Linked DNA regions of Mus musculus: region 2 is linked to region 1. Evidence: chromatin loops called from intact Hi-C (ENCODE). Cell type or tissue: heart. All regions are shown on one strand. Each heading gives the region's core, and the rest is flanking DNA. Links, peaks and the distances in the headings are about the cores only. Region 1 overlaps Ccdc173 (coiled-coil domain containing 173). Region 2 overlaps Klhl23 (kelch-like 23).

Region 1 (2,914 bases), core at 324-2,823:
TATTTAATTGGCCATCCTTCATCTTAAGAATTTCTGTTTGATTGTTTTTTTTTTTTTAATGTTTCAATCTCCTTGCCAAATTTTCTTCTACATTTGAACTTTTGCCACTGATTGACTGTTGTTGACTTTGGAACTGTCTTGTCAAGGTCTTGGATAGATTTCCATAATTCTTACACCTTTTTGACTCTTCTATAGGGTTGTTAATTCTTTTGAACATAAAACTAAATTATTTCTCAGACATTTCAGCTCTCATTAAGTTTTGACTCCCTTGTAGGCAGTTGTAGGGGGTGGCTCTGATGCTAAGGTCCTGTTCTCCATTTGTTCTTGATCCATCAATAAAGATGCTAGTGGCCAATAAGCTGTGAGGAATAGGCGGGACTTCTGGGTCCTTGTGAACCACCTAGTAGATGCAGGGAAGAGAGGAGGATTTTCAGTATGCTTTTTTTTTTCCTTTTCTTTTTTTTTTTTTTCTTTTTTCTTTTTTCTTTTTCTGAGACAGGGTTTCTCTGTATAGCCCTGGCTGTCCTGGAACTCACTTTGTAGACCAGGCTGGCCTTGAACTCAGAAATCCGCCTGCCTCTGCCTCCAGTATGCTTGGCGGGAGAAAATGTGGTCAGTCAGCCATGTGAGATCTGTGGCAGAGGGGGGTGGGGGGGGGGGGTTGGGTAGGCTGCTTCTCCAGGTAGGAGACTAGAAATGCAACTAAAGCTGAGCGACTGAAGTTGAGGAAGGGTTAGGTGCTGAGCTAGGAGTGTTAGGAAGGGCGCTGGCCTCAGGACATTGGAAGCCCCAACAACTGACCCATAAGGCAGGTTGAAAAGTAAGTTAATGTGTGTGTGTGTGTGTGTGTGTGTGTGTGTGTGTGTGTGTGTGTGTGATCAGTGGATCTAAGGGAGCCTGGGTGGGGCTAGTAGCCCAGTCCTCCTGGGGCTTAAAGCAAGGAAGCAAAAACTACACGCTACAGGCAGTTAGTTGGTTGGTTAGTTGATTAGTTGGTAGGTGATGGGACATGCATAGTACCCGTGTCAACTTTATGTTGCTTTGTCATGTTTTATACATCTGTTGAAGTAGATTTTTTTCTTCCTTCTATTCTGAGCCTATTAGGATATTCTGCTTCTTGTGACTCATATCTCAAAGTTCAGCTAGTGGGACTGGAGAAAGCTGCTGTTGAATATTGAAATGAGTTGCTGAAGTGAGCCTGTCTTGGCTATGTGCCCACAGGAGCAAGGATAGGGCTGAACACTCAGCACCAAGGTGACCAGATGGAGTCAAATCTTGATCATACCTTTGGATTCTATGCACCCGCTGGAGGCGGGATACCCAAACCCAGTGAAGCTTGTCTACTATGTTGGGATGTGGCTATAGTTACAGAGCAAATAACCTCTGGGACCATGGCAACAGAGAGTTCAGGTCCTGCGATGAGTGCCGGAACCTCAGAAATCGGAGTTCTGCGACCTAGGGTCTAATCCCTCAGGGGACCCTGGACATACTGGAGCTGAAGCCTGGCCCCAGTGCTGACCTCTGAGACCTGTGACCTCATTGGTTACAGGCTGCTCTTTGATCTGCAGAAGCTAGAGGCCTGGTTACCCAGTATTCACTGGCTGCCCAAACCGTTTACTTTTATACTGAAGGTGGTATGACTATCAGTTAATTACACACAAGTTATTTTTAAAGGTATTTGTTTACATTTATTTTATTAGTTTATATGTATGTTTTGCCTTCATGTAAATCTGTCCATCATGTGTGTGCCTGATGCCCACAAAAGCCAGAAGAGGGTAGTATCATCCAGAACTGGAGTTACAGATGGTTGTGAGCTGCGGGGTCTGGGAACCCGACCTGGGATCTCTGGAAGAGCAGCTACTGCTCTTAACTGCTGAGCCATTTCTCCAGCACACCCTTCCCCTCTTGTCTTAGTTAGGGTTTTACTGCTAAGAACAGATACCATGACCAAGGCAACATTTAATTGGGGCTGGCTTACAGGTTCAGAAGTTCAGCCCATTATCACATGGTGGGAGCATGGCAGTGCCCAGGCAGGCATGGGGCTAGAGGAGCTGAGAGTTCCACCTCTTGTTCCAAAGGCAACTAGGAGAAGACTGGCTTCCAGGAAACTAGGAGGAGGGTCTTAAAGCCCATGCCCACAGTGACACACCTACCCCAACAAGGCCACACCTCCTAATAGTGCCATGCCTTGGGCCAAGCATACACAAATCACCATACCTTCCCTCTGCCAAGCTATTTATGGATACAAAACAACAAGTTCTTCTTCAGAACCAGCTTAAGAGACAGGATTGCTTTGTATGTTCCTTTAAATGTCTTAAGAAAAGCCCCATAAATTACCCGATTCCTTTTCTGTATTTCTTAACCTTAGTAAATGGATCTCCTTCTTTATTCCTTACATGTCTGTCTGAACATTAACATACATGGCTCCTAAACATGCTAGCAGTTAATTGTTACCATGCCAGTAGTTGTGTACTTCAGACCTGGCTCTTCTGTTCCTGTGTTTTCTTCTACCTGCTCCTCCGCTTCCTGTCCCCCTCCCACAGTCTCCTGTGGGCCCAGGCTCAGAGGGTTGAACTCATGATCTTCCTGCCTCGGTTTCCTTATCTCCACTGCTGAGATTACAGGCACGAATTACCCCCCACAACTGTGTGTGTTGTTGGTTTTCATCAAAGACATTGATCTACATTACTCTTCTTACACTTTCATTAAGTATGCCTCTGCTATTCAAGAGAGTAAAACAATCTAAGCCAGCCACAGGCATAGTTCTCTGTCTTCACACTGCTCCTGGCTCTGCGCTTGAAGCGTTCTGATTCCTCTGTAATGAAAACTGGTTGCTAAAACTTAGGTTTTTTTCCTTTGCCATTAAACATCTAGATGAAAAATAAAGAGGAAGAAGAAAGACAAAGGAAAATAG
Region 2 (2,914 bases), core at 157-2,656, 63 kb before region 1:
TGATAATCAAATGGAGTTACGTTACTAGAAAATATGTTACTTCACTTCACAATGCAAATAACATCAATTGAGGAAACATAACATTATATTCTTTCTACTGGAAAATGGGAAATTCTAATTTTAGTATAAGTCTATCCCATCAGAATAGTATACATCAAATTTGCACAAAGTGGCACTAAGTGGTACGCTCCTCTGGGTTAGCTAGATAGAAACAAGAATCAGAACTTTCAAATGAAAGCAATATACCTCTCCCCTGGTTAGTGACTCACGCTTCTAATCTCAGGATCTGGGAGGCTAAAGTGGGAAGACTATGAGTTTGAGGCCAGCCTAGGATACATAGCAAGGCATTGTCTCAAAAAATAAAATAAAATAAAGTAAAACAAAACAAAATAAAATAAAGGATTTCTGTGAATTCAAAACCAGCTGTCACGTGGGTAGTGTTGGCAGAGTATGGAGCCTTCCCATACCACCAAGGGAAATATAAAAGCATAGGGCTTTCTTTCCCAGCAGCTACCCGGAGTTGGTACCCAACTCCATCCCCCAGAAAACAGTTTCAAATATAACTCTTGAAATTTTCAATAGAGCAATTTCTATCCTCAAGGATGCATTATCCATATCCCTGTTTACATTGAGTTCTTTTTTTTTAAAAAATATTTATTTATTTGATGTATGTGAGTACACTGTAACTGTCTTCACTCACACCAGAAGAGGGCATCAGACCCCATTACAGATGGTTGTGAGCCACCATGAGGTTGCTGGGAATTGAACTCAGAACCTTTGGAAGGGCAGTCAGTGCTCTTAACCGCTGAGCCATCTCTCCTGCCCAGGATGTATTATCTATAAAATCAGTGGCACTGTTATCATTGAGAGATAAAAGCAGCAGCACCTTCAGGCTTACAAACGCTGCTCAAGTATTTGAACTTGACTTGTTTCTTCTATGGGGAAGGAGTCAGAGCACTCAGGACCAGCCTCTGAATCAGGAAGCCATGGTCAGGTTCAGGCAAAGCCAAAACCTAGACAGCAACAGGCTCTCTGCTACCTTCTCCCACCCTCTCACCCAACCACATACTCAGCGGCTCCCTGAGTCCCACACTTGGCTCTGGTGTTATAAGCACACAGCCCTTTAGTCTTCACAAGACCCCCAGCTATCAAAAGCTGGAATTAAAAAACAAAACAAAACAAAACAAAAGCCTGGGCAGAGGGCTTGAATCATTTGCCCAAGTTTGGCAGAGAAAGTCAGAGCTGAGACCCAGGCAGCTTGGCTGCAGAGCATTGTGTGACTGTAAGACCATCTGCCGCTAAGCTTCCGGCTTCTCTGTCATCCAAGGCTCACTGCAGGTCAGATCTCCAGTCCAGGTCACATTCCCACACCCTCACTAGTGTTAAAAAAGAAACAGAAAGGCCTGGGAAGAAACATTTGGGACAAAATGACACCACTTTGATAAAAACTTACCAGCTGTTTTTTTGGTTTTTTAAATGAACCCCCAAGCACTGAAGCTTAAGTGCAGTAAAAGAAGATCCTAGTTGATTTTTTTTTTTCCAGCTGAAGGGAAGAAGGGCAAGGCTAGATAATCTCAACAAATGCACTGTTTATGCAGCAAACACTGAGACTCACTATGCTTGGCTCTGTGGGCCACAGGCAGCAAGACGACGACCCCGTCTCTGCCCTTGATTTTGAGAGAAGCCCGCATCACCAAAGCACAGGCAGATTATGTCTCTAGTTCTGGGGAGAATCAGCGTTATATTCCGAAGGGACTAGCCGTCCAAAGTCTTAGTAAGAGGCCTCATAGCGCTGATCAGTGTATTCTGCAAGCGGGAAAAGCTGGATATGAAAAGGCACACGGAAGCCAAGTGTGGGGGTGCACACCTTTAATTTCAGCACTCAGGAAGCAGACACAGGCAGAGCTCTCTGAATTTGAGGCCAGCTTGGTCTACATAGCAAGTTCCAGGACAGCATGGCTACATAGTGAGATCTCAAAACAAAAAAAACAAAAACAAAAACAAAAAGAACAACAACAACAACAACAAAAATTCAAACAAAACAACAGAAACAAATCAAAGTTGAAAAGGTTTTTAGAGCAAATGTTTAAAACAAAACCATAAATTAACAAAACTAACCAGGCCAATCTCTAAGGCAGGTATACATTAAGACTTGAGGTAAGATAAAGAAGGCTGTATAGGGGAGAGTGAATTATACTATTTCCTTACACAAATTAGCTTTCTGTTCTAACTTGAACAGTATTCTTTTTTTTTTATTAGATATTTTCTTCATTTACATTTCAAATGTTATCCTAAAAGTCCCCTATACCCTCCCTCCACCCTGCTCCTCAACCCACCCACTCCCGCTTCCTGGCCCTGGCATTCCCCTATACTGGGGCATATGATCTTTGCAAGACCAAGGGCCTCTACTCCCCGGTATTCTTTTTAAAAATATTAAAACACTTTATTCCATTTAGTTAACAAATTTTAAAGATGGAGTCTTACATAGCCCAGGCTGGCCTTGAACTACCTATGTAGCCAAGAATGACCTCAAACTTCTGACTGTCATAATCATGGGCGTGAGCCACAAGCCCAGTTCATATGGTGCTGGTGAAGGAACACAGCTTAGGTGTGGAAGCCATGCACTCTACTGACTGAGTGTTTTGTAGAACTTGCTTTAACGTCCAGACAGGTTGGGTTCTGTACTGTTTCTAGGAGAATCACCCTGGGCTGAATCACTCATCTAATCTACTGTAGATCCTCAAGAATATTTCAGTATGAAACATTCTTCCTAAAGAATTACTTCTCAAAGAGCGAAGAAGATTGCCAACCTAAGCTCAGGCATGTAAAAATGCAGGACAAGTAAAAGCTACACTCACCTTTAATCATGTTTGCGATAGGAAGCCACTTCTCTTTCAGAGGATCATAGAACTCG

The links. Hi-C counts contacts between places; a loop is a spot of excess contacts. Peaks named below come from ENCODE experiments on the same cell type or tissue, not always from the same donor. Only the 100,000 strongest peaks of a DNase experiment are listed, where the experiment ranks them.
Region 2: it touches region 1 in a loop (5-fold over the local background); 1 of 42 quality-filtered maps calls a loop at or near these places.

What each region holds. Positions count from the first base shown.
Region 1 is chr2:69,761,847-69,764,760 of GRCm38, reverse strand. Ccdc173 (coiled-coil domain containing 173) reads left to right here. Exons shown (of 9, transcript NM_001077684.1): 8 at 2,875-2,914. Among named protein-coding and RNA genes, the nearest start is that of Ccdc173, 26 kb to the left of the region's middle. In heart, for the core only: no CTCF peak of the experiment used is centred there; no DNase peak of the experiment used is centred there.
Region 2 is chr2:69,824,945-69,827,858 of GRCm38, reverse strand. Klhl23 (kelch-like 23) reads right to left here. Exons shown (of 4, transcript NM_177784.4): 2 at 2,859-2,914. Among named protein-coding and RNA genes, the nearest start is that of Klhl23, 4.0 kb to the right of the region's middle. In heart, for the core only: no CTCF peak of the experiment used is centred there; a DNase peak (open chromatin) is centred at 1,298.